2 separate regions of the Mus musculus genome follow, and region 1 is linked to region 2. The links are chromatin loops, found by intact Hi-C in ENCODE. Cell type or tissue: left cerebral cortex. All regions are shown on one strand.

Evidence for each region. Hi-C counts contacts between places; a loop is a spot of excess contacts. Peaks named below come from ENCODE experiments on the same cell type or tissue, not always from the same donor. Only the 100,000 strongest peaks of a DNase experiment are listed, where the experiment ranks them.
Region 1: it touches region 2 in a loop (4-fold over the local background); 5 of 42 quality-filtered maps call a loop at or near these places.

Annotation. Positions count from the first base shown.
Region 1 is chr8:36,505,306-36,513,305 of GRCm38, reverse strand. It overlaps Trmt9b (tRNA methyltransferase 9B), which reads right to left. Exons shown (of 5, transcript NM_176952.5): 4 at 7,581-7,754; 5 at 1-1,733. The coding sequence ends at 718. Among named protein-coding and RNA genes, the nearest start is that of Trmt9b, 51 kb to the right of the region's middle. In left cerebral cortex, no CTCF peak of the experiment used is centred here; a DNase peak (open chromatin) is centred at 3,998.
Region 2 is chr8:36,198,568-36,206,567 of GRCm38, reverse strand. It overlaps Gm35520 (a long non-coding RNA gene), which reads right to left. Exons shown (of 4, transcript XR_870363.2): 4 at 3,721-4,468. Among named protein-coding and RNA genes, the nearest start is that of Gm39165, 6.1 kb to the left of the region's middle. In left cerebral cortex, a CTCF peak has its summit at 4,389 (motif pointing left); DNase peaks (open chromatin) are centred at 1,404, 3,956, 4,371 and 6,025.

The DNA of each region.
Region 1 (8,000 bases), 310 kb before region 2:
TATCTGTGGTACTGTGGATATATGCTGATTCTGCGGCATTCGAGCTGGCTGCTCTAACACTAACCCTCTGCTAACAGCGCCTTTAAGAAGCTTCAGAGCAACACTGAAGACAGTATTATTAACACTGCTCATCCCAAACGATGTTTGCATGTAATTTAGAACATCTGGGCAATATTAGAAGGCTTGACGTAGTTAGCAACAAAGTCAGGAAACAAGACACCCCCACAGCAAGTCTCAAACACACCCAGCCACAGAACAGGTGTCCTTGTTCCTTCCACAGAGGTCTAAGTAATTACCTGAGAACCAATGCAATTTATTTAAAACAAACAAACAAACAAACAAACAAACTGCTTTTAAAGGGTATACTTAACAGCAGAATATTTAAAAACCAAAAGATAATACTGACGCTTGACATACACATATTATAATAATTTCATCACTGGGAGGAAGAAGATCAAGCCTATACTTAAAGTTCAGTTCCTATTGCTTCCTCAGATTCTCTTATTGAAACTTCAGCAGGCAGATCCTGTAGCAGATGCAGTACGTGTCAGACTTCGTGCTTACTCAACAATTAGGAAGATGCGGTCAAAGTGCTTAAGTACCAACTCGTACCTGGATTTGAAAACAATGAAACAGGATGCTGCTTCTGGTACCCACACCAGCCCCGTTGAACAGATGATAGGCCACCACCGTAGCCTCTGCCTTGAGCCGTGTCGTTTAATCCCAGCTCCTCTTTTTCTCTGCAATGATGCACCAGTTACCATGGTCATTGCCGGAGCTCAGAACCTGTAGCTCAGACACACTCTCCTGCAGCAGGCTGGAGAGCTCACCTTCCCGAAATACATGGTAGTAACGCATGAAGGCTTTGGAATCGGTGGCATCCCGTTGTGCTTCCAAAAAGCTTGAGTCTTCTGAGTTGGAGTCGTTGGAGTCGAATGCAGAAACCCTCCTTAATATTTTTCTGGCAGAAGGATCACTGCTGTTACTAGCAGCCACACTGTCCCCGGTATCAGTGATGTCCAGAAAATTGCCCCCCTCCTTCCTCCTGCTCCCTCCTCCCTTGTGTCCACTGAAGTTGTCTGATGTGCCAGGTGTTCTCAGCCAGCCCAAGTGTCTTTGAGAAGATGTGTCTACGAACACCTCATCTAAGTTTGGTCCTTTTGTTGAAAATGGCTCCGGAGCGTGCAAGTCTAAGCTGGGGTGTCTGGAAGGCTGTTGGGACACGGTGCTATTGGCCCAAGCCTCTGGGATTTTCATGGGCCTGACTCTTTCAATTTGCTTCCTCAGGGTTGATTCATCCAAAGACCTGGAGAAAAACCAGGAACGAAAGGATTTCCCAAAATTGCTATACAATCCGTTCTCTCGCTCGCCTTCCTTTGAAATAGCTTCGCAGCAGGTTCTGGCCACCGCAGACCCATAGTCCATGCTGTGGGACCGTTTGGAATCACATCTGCCCTTAAAACACACTGCGCAGCCGCACACGGAACCGGGGCCCTGGAAGCCTCGGCTCCTGGGATGCTCACAGTGATGACCCCATGACTGGTGGGATTCTGACAGCAGCCGGGAACAGAGTGCCCTGTTCCACGGCACAAGTACATCCTGTTTCTCAAAGCGTCGGTTCTTCTGTTCCATTGCCCAGACATAAATCATCAACTGGCCTCCGGGAGCTAAAACCCTGGCCATTTCCTTTATTGCTCTAATTCTTCTTTCTTTTGTAGAAAAATGATGTATGACTAAAAAAGAAAAAATATAGATGTCGTTGTGCATATATCATATACATGAACACATATACACTGGTCATGAGATCCTGGCCTACAGAGAACCTTATCACAATAAACTGGAAAAACAATATGGGTCTGGCTTTCAGAGACAGTTTTTGACTTGAACAAATTCTGAAGATTTTAAGTTCCCTCATGTCTAATAAAAAACAAAACAAAACAACAACAACAAAAAACCCTTAGAGATAATGAGCAAGTTCTCTTCAGCCTCAAAGCCTATGGGATTTGAAAATTGGCTATCACAAGGATAACCAATGTGAATGACTGAAATCTGAAAGGGACATGTAGTGCGGCCGTGTTCTCTGTTGGAGTCTAGGGACTAACTCATTGTTTTACTGAATAATTTGTTTCTATAGAAGCCATGGGTGAATACCATGAATCAGTGTTAGTAATATTAATAAAACAACATACAGAGAAAGTTTAAATATTATGTATTTTTTAGTTAGATGATGCAAAGAGAAGCCAGCTAAACACAAGGTCAAAAGCCCTTCCTAATGATAATACAATAATCGTGTGTGCTTAAAAAAATGTATTAGTTATCATTTCACTTTTAATCCCTGAAAAGTCAGAGGGAGATTCGAGTATTTCCTGAATAGAATCCATCTTTCCCCTACGTGTATGTGTGCTATTACGGGTACATTTTATTAGTAGTACTGATTATGTCACACTAGGTAATTAAGGAACTCAGGGGACTGCGCATGATAACAGACACTCTACCTCTGACTGTACCCCCAGTTTTATTGGGTGTATTCTCACCAAACAAATATATAGAAAAGTCCTCATCTATTAGGTACTGGAGGTGTTTAATCACAGCACTGTGCCAAGAGGAAGCTCTGTTTCCAAACAGGAACCTCTACATAGATCAGGGAGGAGTCTGGTTCCAAGCAAAACTGAGCAACTCCAGCGCTGATGTGGGCAGCAGCGCTGGCAGAGAGCAGCTGAACCTGTCCTCTTGACGCTCACATCATTTAGCCGTTAGTGAGGATTTTAAACTAGTGAGCTCTGAGGTTTACCTGCCACAGGTATGCATCAAATAACTAAAGAGAAGTCTGGCCCATATAAAAAGCCTGATCTCTATATAAAAAGTTTTCGGAGGGAGGTCACTCAAGAATACAATTGGCATTATTTTCGATCTATCATATCTATCGTCTGTTTTATTTGTGTGTGGGCTGGTGTTTCACCTGCATAAGTGTATGTACACACCACATTTGTGCAGTGGCCAGAAGAGGGTATTGAACCCCTTGGAGCCAGAGGTACAGACAGTTGTGAGCTGCTGTGCAGTGTCCACAAGGCTCTACAGAACGCAGCTTCTGTGGATCGTGATAAGTCACTGCATTAACCTGGTAAAGCCCAAAGAAGGGACGAGGGAAACACATTAAAACAGGTCTGTTTACATGCTATAAATAACTCTTTGTAATAGACTAATAGGTCTTCAATGTTCCAGGACCCTACTGGGTTTCAAAGGGTGTTGTATAGAAAACAAAGTCTTCATTTATTGATAAGTACAAAATAATTCATTTTTAATCATAGTTTTATGCAGAAAAGTGACTCTTGTGTTTTAAATGTGTATGTAACAGGCAGTAGGTAACAAACTTTTAAAGCAAGTGTTTTTAAAATTTTATTTATGCTTATGTAGCTGTGTGAGCAAACGGTGCATGTATACAGATGCCTACGGAGGCTAAAGAGGGTATTGGATCCTCTGGGACTGCACTAGGCAGCTGTGACCCACCCAACCTGGGTTGTGGAACTGAACCCGGGTCCTCCGCAAGAGTAGTGGGTGATCTTAACAGTTGAGCCATCCCTCCAGCTCCAAGTCAAATGTTTTGGAGGAAAAAGAAGCTTATAGAGGAAGATTTCCTCACACATGTCAAATGTGTTACACACACACACACACACACACACACACACACGTTATATATACACACACATATACAAGTTCTGGTAGGACGCACCATGAACATCACTAGAGTGAAATCTATCCGAAATGTCACTGCTGAGAAACTATGTTGAAAATTTTAAGAAGTAAAAGAACATTTTTGTTGGTGAATCATAGTCACAACTCAAATGCAAAAATAGTATTCCATATTTGCAGTCCATATATACATTGCATATATGTACTTAGAGCAATTTTCCGGTGGAAAGGCTAAAAAGATGACTTGGATCCAATTTTTGGATTACAGAACCAAATGGTGACAGCAGGTTTCCTTTAACACCCTGTCAAGTCATTCACTTTATGACTTACTGTTCTTCAACTTTCTAAGTGCGTAGGTCTTACTGAGCACTCAGAACTTCCAGGTTTGGCAGAAAGCAGGCTTTAAAACACTGCTTTCACTGGTGTTTGGGGCCTGAGGATTCCTGTTGTTGGGGAGCCTCCTGTCAATGACGATAGCACATATATACCTGTCCCCTGGCGACTTCCCCTAAACGTCACCGGGTACTGCCGGATGTTCCCTGTAGGTTGGGTGTTGGAGAGCCTGGCGTGAGGTAAGAGGTTGATTCAACCAGTTTACACTGCTACATGATTTTAGACAGTTTGCCAATTGCTCTAAGGGCAAAAAGTGTTCCTTCTCGGAATCTGCCAGGGAAGCCCAGTGTGCCTATAGCTGAGTACGGCAGTTGTCTCTCTTTTACTAAAAGACTCCAAAACGTAAGAAAATAAAGAAGTGGGGGAAAGATATGTCCTCATGTCAGGACAAGCCAGAAATGCCAAAATATGAAATTCAAAAATAGGGAATAAATACATATGAATGTAAGAGTGAGTTTTGAAACTTCTCATATTATTCTAAATGTGAAAATGACCTTATCATGTTACCTCATAGCTATAATTCCTAATAGCATATTTGGGAACTTAAAGGGACACTTTTGTTAGGCTAATTTATTTTGAGTCAACACCTCTTTGTGTACTCCAGGTTGACCTTAAACTTATGATTCTCCTGCCTCAGCCTGCACAGGGCTGGGGTTATAGCTATGTGCCACCATGTCTCTCAAGTCCTTTTCAATTGAAAGAAAGTAATGGGGTGTATTAGTGCATTTCTGCTACTGTAACAGAATGCCAAAGACTAGGTAAACGATAAACGATAGAAACATGAAACAATAAACTTTAAACAATAGAAACCTATTCGGGTCGTGTTTCCAGTTGAGCATAATTCTTCAAAACAGCGGGTCAGCATAGGTGAGGACCTTCAGGCTGCCTCCTGATATAGCTTAGGGCACAAATGATAAAGAGCACTGAGTGAGGCATGGGGAGTTGAGGGGGACACTCTGCCAAGCTCACTGTTACACAGATATTTCCTCTGAATTGAAAACTTCAAGGAAGGTGCAGTGTGAGACCCTGGAAAACTAGAAGTTCACAAAATTTACAAGACTTATAAGCCGCTCACTGAGACTATACAAAGAGTAAGCAGTTGCTGGGGGAGAGGAGACTCTTTAGCGAAGCTGCCTACACATTGTGACACTTATCCATGAGTTATACATTGTGACACTTATCCATGAGTTATACATTGTGACACTTATCCATGAGTTATAAGCTATGTTTGGTGGGAATTTTTCAGTGGCAAGTTGCCTTTGAGACATGAAAGTAATAAGTAAGTCTTCCCATGTTCCTATCAGAAACCTGACTGTACTAGATGCCCTATCTGGGGTTCACCTCTCCTTGGAAAAAGTTGTGCCAATCTCTCTCCAACTCTCTTGTTTAGGGACTTTCCTTGTGATAATGAACTCACTTCTATAACAGGCTTCATACATTCAGAAGAGCTGTGACACATTCTAACATAAGCTTTGGAACAGACACAAATGAGAGTGTAGCATCCTCCATTTTCTATAAGGGAAAGGTGGGACCTTTAAGCTGAGAACATAGGAACATGGCACATTTCTGAAAAGCAGATAAGGAGTCAACACTACACACTCTGTCACAGTAGCGGAGTGGTGCTGGGATAGGAGCCTTGTGGACTCCAAAACCAACATAAACAGCTTTGTGCTTATGAGCACAAATACTCTATCTTTCTCCTAAAGTCTCTGTAATTTTTAGTTCTTTAGAAAGGTGATTAAATAAAAATGTTTTCCCACTAAAGATTCAGAGTTCAGCATTGTGTTGCTTAGGTCAAAATGAGCCCTTTAACACATCTGTGTCACTCCAACAAAGACTATGTCCATAGGCAATGGGACCTTTGGGAAATCACTAGGCTCATGTGTGGTCCTGTATGACTGGATTACTGCCATCATATGAAGAGATTGATCTTCAGCCTCTACCTCTGTCAGACAGGGAATCAGCAAAAAGGGATGGAGGCTGTAGGCATCTGCAAGCCCTCTCAAGGAGCTGGCATGCCTGGTTCTTTGAGGGAAGAAATAAAAGTCTATTGTTTAAAACACAGGGGTCTGTGATGCTTAGTTATAGCAGCCTGCATGGACTAAGGCTTACCACAAAAGGCACCTAATAGTCTCAAGTGCAGAGAAGAAAGACAGCATAAGGGAGGTTCCCATGGCAACCATCTTTCACTGTTCCTGACCGTTTCTAAAGTTATGGCATCCAGGCCTGTGTCTTCCCACTATGCAAAGATACAGTTCCCATCTGAGGAGACCTAACAACCTCTTGTCTAGTTCAAGAAAGTATTATATATCTATATCTATCTCTATCTCTATCTCTATCTCTATCTCTATCTCTATCTCTATCTCTATCTCTATCTCTATCTCTATCTCTATCTCTATCTATCTATCTATCTATCTATCTATCTATCTATCTATCTATCTATCTATCTATATAAAATGAATGGTAGTCAACTTCCCTAAGATCACCTTATTTTGATAGTTTGATAAAGTTTGTTATGTCAAAAGGCTAATTAAAAAAATGTGTTCAATCAAGTAATTTGCTTTGCAAAAGATGTTACCACTGAAAAGAACTTATCAGAAGAGTCGTTTGTTTCTAGTTTTTGGACTTCTCAGACAAAGTCTTTCCGTGTAGTCTTGGATGTCCTACAGCTTGCTATGTTGACCAGGCTGGCTTCAACTCACAGAGATCCACTCGTTTCTGTCTCCCAAATGCTGAGTGAGAGTAAAGGTGTGTAGCACCCTGCCTGGCTAGGGGATTACTTTAGTACAGGGTTTCCTAGTAAGTAGTACAGCGTAAAATGAGCTACGTCTCATGCATCTGTGCGTGTTCCAGGCATGGACTTTGCTGATATTCCTGTTGTTTTGTTCACTTTGGCATGGAGTTTCCTGGGGAGGCTTGTGAAATGTGAGAAAAAAAATTCCCTAGATTCATCAACAAATTCTAGAATTAGGAACAGAAAGACATGCTAAGACAATGAAATCTGGGACCAGGTAGGGTCTGCCTTTTCCGGGAACTTGAGTAGCAGTGGATGGCATACTTGTTCGGGGGGATGTTTAATACATTAGTTCTAGAATTTTCTGTTGAAATTCAAGGACACTGCTGTAGTCTGTTTTTGTTAACATGAAACCTGAATAATCCCCTTTGTGTCAGGAGGATCTGACCTGATCTCAATATAGCAAAGTACATTTTCAATGAGTAGGCGCTCCGACACCCTTCTTGCATGTAGCGAAACACATGGGAACAAATCATCAAAAATAACACAATAACAGCCTGAAAGTTGAAAGTTAAAACCGCTTACATATCATAACTGTATTAGGCAGGAGTCAAATAAGTCATGCGACAGAGTGTGTATATTTTAAATTTAGACAAAATGCATTGCATAGACCTCTATACAGAATGGACATTGAGTCATGTGAGTTGTCTGATTGTGGGTTTTTTTTTTTTCATGGCAAAGTATGAAAGCCTGGCTGCCTTACCTCCTATGGAGATGATAGCATCGAAGCCCTGGTCCCTAAAGGGAAGATTAAGGTTGTCACATACCATGACTTCACACCCTCTATTCCGGGCAATCTCTACCAGAGGCCCACAGTAGTCACAGCCCAGAGTATGGACTTGGCTATTCACTTTAAGATACTTTCCAGTTCCACAACCTGTAAGAGAAAAACCAGCGTCACATGCTGTCCTTCCTGGAACGATGCAAGTTAATGTGTGCTGTAATGGATGAACTTTATAGTAAATGACCAAGATGCAACACTTCAGAGAACACTTACGTATTGTTTCATACACAAGAGAGGAAATGTATGGAATATTTATTGAAGCATTGCCCATGGAGCTCAGCACAGTAGCACAACCTAATCTCATGAGCTGGCTCATCCCTGAGAAACAAAAGCTATGAC
Region 2 (8,000 bases):
GTTATTGGACTGCAGTCTCCAGTTCCTCAGTGACTATTTACCGTGAGCATCTTTTTATGCTTATCTGTTTTTTAAAATACTTGCTCAAATCTTGCTCGTGGACGTCACTTGTTTTCTGAGAATTCTTTAAATATCCCAGAGAACTCCTTCGTCAAGGGGACATATTTAAAGTTCTGGTGAAGTCTCATTTCCCTCTCTGTCTGTCTCTGACTCCCTCTCCTTATATAGACTGCTTTTCATACCACATCTAAGAAAATTTTGCTTTCTCCCAGGGTTTCGAAGAGTTTTCTGTTTTCTTCTAAAAGTTGGGTAGTTTTAGCTTTTACCTTGAAGTTGGTGATTTATTTTAAGGTAGTGTTTATGTGTGAGAGGGAAGTGTGTGCATGTGTGTTTCTTGTATGTGGATGTCTTCTCCAGTTTACTGCTAATAATACACTACCACAGTATAGATAAAGCCTATTCTTTAGTTGTTATTGTTTTTCTTTGTACGTGTGTGTGTGTGTGTGTGTGTTGCATGCGTGCATGCATGTGCTCCGTGGGTCCACATGACTATCCTGACTCATGTCCCCAGGATTGCCAAGCAAGGACTCTTACCCAACTTAACCATTTCTCTATCCCCTGGGTAAACTTATTTTGGCTCCTACTCTGCCCTGTGGTTGAGGGGCTATGTCAGAAGGCATCGTCACATGGCAGGAGATGGGGAGTGTAGGAGAGATGCAGCCAAACAAGCTTCCACAACAGACCCACCCTAGATAACCCATTGGACCACCACTTTTCAGTCACATAAACAGACTCCCCCACGGATGAGAGCAGAGCCTCAGGCACCTCGTAAATGGGCCTGCGGATTGCACTTCTGCATTGTCTGATGAGGATGCAATGTCAACACAGGTTTTTTTGGGGGGGTGGGGTAACAAGCTATGTTCAGCCCATAGCCATTAATATCCACGTTCTCTAACACCATTGTGGAGGGGTGGGTCAAGCTTACTGGTGTGTGAGTTGCATATATTCAATTCTTTTGCAGTGTGGTTCTCTAGATGTATACAAACATGTACAGTCATAGAGCCAGCTTTAATGTCAAGATGCTGATGATAATGTTCCATCAGCCGCCCCCCCCCAGTCTCTTTTGAATTTTTTCCCTATCCTTTCCATACCTGGGAATACTGATGTTTCCTGTGCTTCTATGTCTATGCCTCATGCAGAAGGCTACTACAAATAGAAGAACTCTGAGCCACTGGTGAGAGTGGAAGCATTGCTAAGTGTGGAGCCGTTGCTGAGTATAGAATCTTTGGTGAGTGTAGAACCGTTGCTGGGTGTGGAAGTATTGGTGAGTATTAGAACCCTTGCTGGGTGTAGCCCTCTCCTCCCATTTCTTCCACACTAAGCACTTGAGATCCATCCAAGGTGGTGTATTTAACAGTAACTCATCTGCTTGTTTCTGAGTAATATCCTGTTATGTAAAGATACCATATTTGTTCATCCATTCTCTACTTGAAGGGCATTTGGGCTATTTTTAGTGTCTGGCTTTGCTGACTAAAGCAGCTTGCTATAGATTGAGCTGTCTATAATGCAAAATTTCTATGTTGCACTCTTAATCCTGAGCATCTGAGAATGGAAACCTATACAGAAGTGGGATCTTTCCGGGTATAACTAATTAAGTTAAAATGAGGTCCTAGTGAAAAAAGGAGTCCTTAACAGTATTGTTATTGCATACATGGAGAGAAGAGAGGCCACCAAAAGGCAAGAGCAGGCAAAGACACAACAAGCCCTGTGACCATAGAGGCAGGGGATGAACTCTGCAAGTCCAAGAATGATAGGGCTACCAAAAGCTGAAAGAGACTCCAAAGGATCATTCCCTAGAGAGAGAGAGGAGAGAGAGAGAGAGAGGAGAGAGAGAGAGAGAGAGAGAGAGAGAGAGAGAGAGAGAGAGAGAGAGAGCAAGTGAGCACACCTTTGGATTTGTAGACTTAATCTATGGGGGAATGATTCTGTTTGCAACTGGAGGGATGCAGTGAGACTGGAGGGATGCACTGTGACTGTGTGTTGAAGTTGAGAGTGTGTACCTGAAGTTGGGGGATTTTTCTGGTACAGATGTTGCCCAGACAAGAAGAGTGTTGATCCCAGGATGAAGCTTCACCATAGACAGAGAACCATCGTGCATTTGACCCCAGAGATCTTCCCACAAGTCTATTCAGAGGAGCTGCGAGCTGAGACATATGCACGGGTAACCTACCTTCTTACTCCAGGTCAGAGTATCTGAAAAATGCTGGTAACTCACACGCACAGGAGTGAGTTAGGCAATGCCCCCACAGTCACCGTCCACCTGATTCTTACACCATTGGCAACCTCTGAATTTTTTCTTTTTTTTCCATTTTTTATTAGATATTTAGCTCATTTACATTTCCAATGCTAAACCAAAAGTCCCCCATACCCACCCCCACCCACTCCCCTACCCACCCACTCCCCCTTTTTGGCCCTGGCATTCCCCTGTACTGGGGCATATGAGCAGATTTTACAGGGCAATCAAAGTTCTGTAAAGTCAAAAGTTGCCCATGCATTTATTAGGCTAATGCAATCTGGTTGTTAATTTATTGGGATTCTTATGCAAGCTCTGGAGCTTATTTTTGGCAATAGCTGAAGATTAGAATTGGAAACTTGTTAAAAACCTCAGATCCTTCCAATGAGCTAGCCCCATTTTAAAGTTTAGATCTTTGGTTCTCCAAACTACTTGCTAGGACCAACTCTGTGTTCCACACTGACACAGCTATTCGGCTGCTAACACCATCTCTTAGACACTTAGTTCTGTAGGAAAATAGATGTATTACAGAAATGGTATCAAAATTCCATGAGCTGACATACTAGCTAGAAAGCAGTGGGAACTTTGAAAGTTTATAAGTAGGACTGACAAGAAGAAGGAAGACCAAAGTGTGGATGCTTCAGTCCTTCTTAGAAGGGGGAGCAAAACACCCATGGGAAGAGATATAGAGACAAAGTGTGGAGTAGGGACTGAAGGAAAGGCCATCCGGAGACTGCCTCACCTGGGGATCCATCCACTATACAGTCACCAAACCCAGACACTAGTGTGGATGCTAAAAGGTGCTTGCTGACAGGAGCCTGATATAGCTGTCTTCTGAGAGGCTCTGCCAGTGCCTGACAAATACAGAGGTAGATGCTCACAGCTATCCATTGGATTGAGTACAGGGTCCCCAATGGAGGAGCTAGAGAAAGTACCCAAGGAGCTGAAGGTGTTTGCAGCCCCATAAGAGGAACAACAATATGAACAACAATACCCCCCCCAGAGCTCCCAGGGACTAAACAACCAACCAAAGAGTACACATGGAGGGACCCATGGCTCCAGCTGCTTATGTAGCAGAGGATGGCCTTGTTGGTCATCAATGGGAGGAGATGTCCTTGATCCTGTGAAGGCTTGATTCTCCAGTGTAGGGGAACGCTAGGACCAGGAAGTGGGAGTGGGTGGAAGGGTGGGTTTTCGGAGGGAAACAAGGAAAGGGGATAATATTTGAAATGTAAATAAAGAAAGTATCTAATAAAAAGAGAAAGAAAGAAAGGTGGGGCTGAACCAAGACTTCATAAGTGATGTCATGGAATCATAAGTTCCGGAGGTCTCTGTGTCTAAAACGACAGCACTCAGAAGAATTGTTTCCAGTTCATTTGCTTAGAATTCCCTCTTTTTTCTTAACAGCTGAGAAATATGCCATTATGTAAATAGACCACATTTTATTATGGACATCTTGGCTGCTTCCATTTACTGGCCATTATACATAGAGCAACCATGAATATGAATGAGCAGGTAGCAGACTCGCTGTAGTAGAACATACAGTCCTTGGGTATACACCCAAGAGTGGTATAGCTGGATAATATAGTAGATCTATTTTGAGATCTTTGAGGAACATGCACACTGTTGTTCCATGAGCTGTAGGGACATCTTGCTGTGCTGGTCACTGTTGCGGTTCGTGGGTGTCAGTAACAGCTGTGTAGGATTATTGGCTGTCTGCTTGCCTTAGCAGTTTGCAATATACCTTCCAGGACTCTGAAAGCCAGCCTTCAGATTAGATCCAGCTCAAAGCCTCCAAGTTCTGTGTCTGAGCTGGGCATCATCCACAGTGTCCTTACTGAAACCACATGTCCATGATATTAAATATAAATTTAGAGTTCAAATGTGGGATGTTTAGACAGACATCAGGCATTGTGTTTTCCTGTGAAGAAAGAGGAACTTGTGGAGATATTTTTTCTGGTGTCATAAAATTGTTTCAAGAAATAACTATTCTTAATTTCTCTACTGGGTTCAGTTGGAGATTCATTAAATTCCCAGATTTCTAAAAATTTCTCGTATTTAATGCTGCCCAGAATTTTCCTTGTAGGGACACAAGCACCATCTACTGGCCGTGATGATCAACTGCAGATTAAAATACTGAAGAAAATTTTCAGTCAAGCTTGCATTCCTGTATAGCTATAGAAAAAAAAGAAAAAAAAAGTGAAAGAAATAGGGAGATGCAGGGTATGGTGGCTTATACATTTAATGTCATCACCTGGGAGAAAGAGGTAGGAAGATCTCTGGGAGTTCAAGGGCTACTTTGGCTCCATAGTGAATGTTAAGCTACGTAGTACCGGCTTCATGGAGATACTGTCTAAACAGATAAACAAATCTACAATATTTGCTTTTCCATATTTACACTTGAGTTTCCTTTCTTGCCTTAAATGAAAAAAAAAGAAGGAAAAGAAGGAATTTAAATGCAATGACAAACAAACAAAACAACAACAACAACAACAACAACAAAACTAGGATCTCGAGCCTCAAGTGGCCATTTCTTGTAGCCAGGTAAGACGACCACTGGAAGAATAAGGACAGCAACCCACCCACAAAGCCTTTAACTCAAAATGTGTCCTGTTTACGTGACATGCAGGGACAAAGATGGAGCAGAGACTGAGGGAATGGCCAACAAATAACTGGCCCAACTTGAGACCCATCCCATGGACCAAAACCAGTCCCTGACATGATAAATGATACTGTTATGCTTGCAGATGGGAGGCTAGAATAGCTGTCCTCTGAGAGGCTCCACCCAGAAGCTAATGCAAACAGAAACAGAGACCCATAGCCAAACATTAGGGAGCTGGGGGAGTCTTGTGGAGGAGTTGAGGAAAGGATTGGGGGACTTTACAGGAAGACCAACAGAGTCAACTATGCTGGACCCTTGGGGGCTCCCAGAAACTGAACCACCAACCAAAGAGCAAGCATGGGCTGGACCTGGGCCCCCTCACACATATGTAGCAGATGTGCAGCTCAGTCTTCATGCAGGTCCCCCAACAACTGGAGCCGGGGCTTATCCTGACTTCTGCATGCCTGCGGATCCCATTTCCCTAACTGAGCCACTTTGTCTGGCCTCAGTGGGAGGGGATGTACCTAATTCTGCAGTGATTTGATGAGGCAGGATCGGTTAGTTACAGAGGAGGAGGGCCTCTTCTCCTTCACTGAGAAGGGGCTGTGGGGGGCAGGAGAGGGGGCTGCGATCTGGATGTAAAGTGAATAATTAATGAAAAGAATAATCTCACTTCTCTGTTAAATTAAAAAGCAAACAAACAAACAAAAACTAGCCCTGTGGATGCGAGGGAGGACCAGGTGACTCTCCTACTGAGCTGCTTTCCAGGACCAGATGCACTGATGGTTTGTCTTTGTTACATTGTTTCTTTTAACATAGCTTCAAACATCAGCAGCTACTTTGGCTAACAACAGATTCATAAAAAGCACCAGGCACTTAGTCCTCTCATTCCTCCCCCCTCCCTGTGAGCCAATCCCATTAGTGGTAAACCTTTGTTCATTTGGACATGTTTTTAGATAGATGCGGCTCACTGGAAGTTTAGTCATGCTAAATTGATAGAAAATTGGAAAAAAAAACAATTGCAGCAGGAAGAGCCAGCCATATGCCACAATTTTTCATTTGTATGAAATGTCTCAATTGATAAATCCAAACTACCCATGACAGTGTTCCAAGATCCAAAATGCATAATGATTGATGTTAGTGTCTGAATAAAAACCCAGCGCTCAACCTCGTGCTGGATATGGCTTGTGTCCATCTTCACAGGCTCTCTGGGGAATGAGTCACTTGTCACAATGAACCTTTCATAGCTCTCCGTCAGTAGTCAAATTTCAACCATTTTCTATCTTTTTTTCAAAATAATTTATTATCAGTTTTTATCTTATAAGCACCGGTGTTTTGCCTGCATGTGTGTCCATGTGAGGGTGCAGATCTCCCCTGCACAAGAATTGCAGACAGTTCTGAACTGCCTGTGGTGATGGGGATTGAACCCAGGTCCTTTGGAAGAGCAGTCAGTGATGCTGAGCCATCTCTCCAGCCCAAATGATCTCTTTTTATTTAAAAAAAAATACTATTGGCTAGGTACTGACTTCAGACTGATAAGGGTTATATGGTTATACTTCCAGTAATTTATTCTCAGAGTTTGTCCACTTGTATCCCTGAGCAAGTGGGAGTTCGCAATATTCTCCTTCCTTAGTTCTCATGATAGCTGCTCACTTAAACTTAAGTCGTCCTCTCGCAACCTTCTCTGAGCCTTTGGCTTTGCAAAGCACAGTGGGACTGTGGTAGCCATGGTGCAATCTGTGAGCTATCCTTTCCAGGGCTATTTTTAAAGCCCCGGTTGCCTCTCTAAACTCATTTATGCAACAAACATCTAGTATGGTTGACCCTCCCTTTCCACAGTTCAGCCAAATATGGATTACAGAGCCTGCTCACTACATTTAATATTCCTTTTTTTATTGGATACTTTATTTACATTTCAAATATTATCCCCTTTCCTGGTTTCCCTCCCTCCTGGAAACACCCTACCACATCCTCCCTCCCCCTGCTTCTATGAGGGTGTTCCTTCACCCACCCACCCACTCCCACCTCCCCTCCCTTGATTCCCCTAAGCTGGGGCATCTATCGAGCCTTCATGGGACCACGCACCTCTCCTTCCATTGATGTATGACAAGGCCATCCTCTGCTACACATGCAACTGGAGCCATGTGTACTCCTTTGTTGATGGGAGTTCTGGGGTATGTGGTTGGTTGATAATGTTGTTATTTCTATGGGGTTGCAAACCCCTTCAACTCTTTCAGTCCCTTCTCTAACTCCTCTATTAAGAACCCCGTGCTCAGTCCAATGGTTGGCTGCTAACATCTGTCTCTATATTTGTAAGGCTCTGGCAGGGCCTCTCAGGAGACAGCCATATCAGGCTCCTTTCAGAATGCACTTCTTGACATCCACAATAGAGTCTGGGTTTGGCAACTCTATGTGGGATGAATCCCCAGGTGGGACGGTCTCCGAGTGGCCTTTCCTTCAGTCTCTGCTCCACACTTTATCTCCATATTTGCTCCTGTATTTTGTTCTCCTTCTAAGGAGGCCTGAAGCATTCACTCTCTGGTCTTCCTTCCTCTTGAGCATCATGTGGTCTGTGAATTGTATTTTGAGTATTTGGAACTAATATTCCTTTATCAGTGAGAACATATCATGTGTGTTCTTTTGCGATTGTGTTACCTCACTCAGGATGATATTTTCTAGTTCCATCCATTTGCCTAAGAATTTCATAAATCCATCATTTTTAATAGCAGAGTAGTACTCCACTGTGTAAATGTAACACATTTTCTGTATCCCTTCCTCGGTTGAGTGAAATCTGGGTTCTTTCCAGCTCCTGGCTATTATAAATATGGCTGTTATGAACATAGTGGAGCATGTGTCCTTATGACATGTTGGAGCATCTTCTGGGTACGAGCCCAGGAGTAGTATAGCTGGGTTACTTAATATTTCTATCAATTTAAAGACATAGATCATATGGGAAGGTATGTGTAGCTTATATACAAATAAACTCCATTTCATAGGAGATGCTTGAGCCATATTATTTGTGTGTGTGAGCAACAGCCTATTGCTTAGAGAGACATGAAGAACAAAGAGACAAAACACTCAAAGCAACCTCTACTCAGCCTTAAG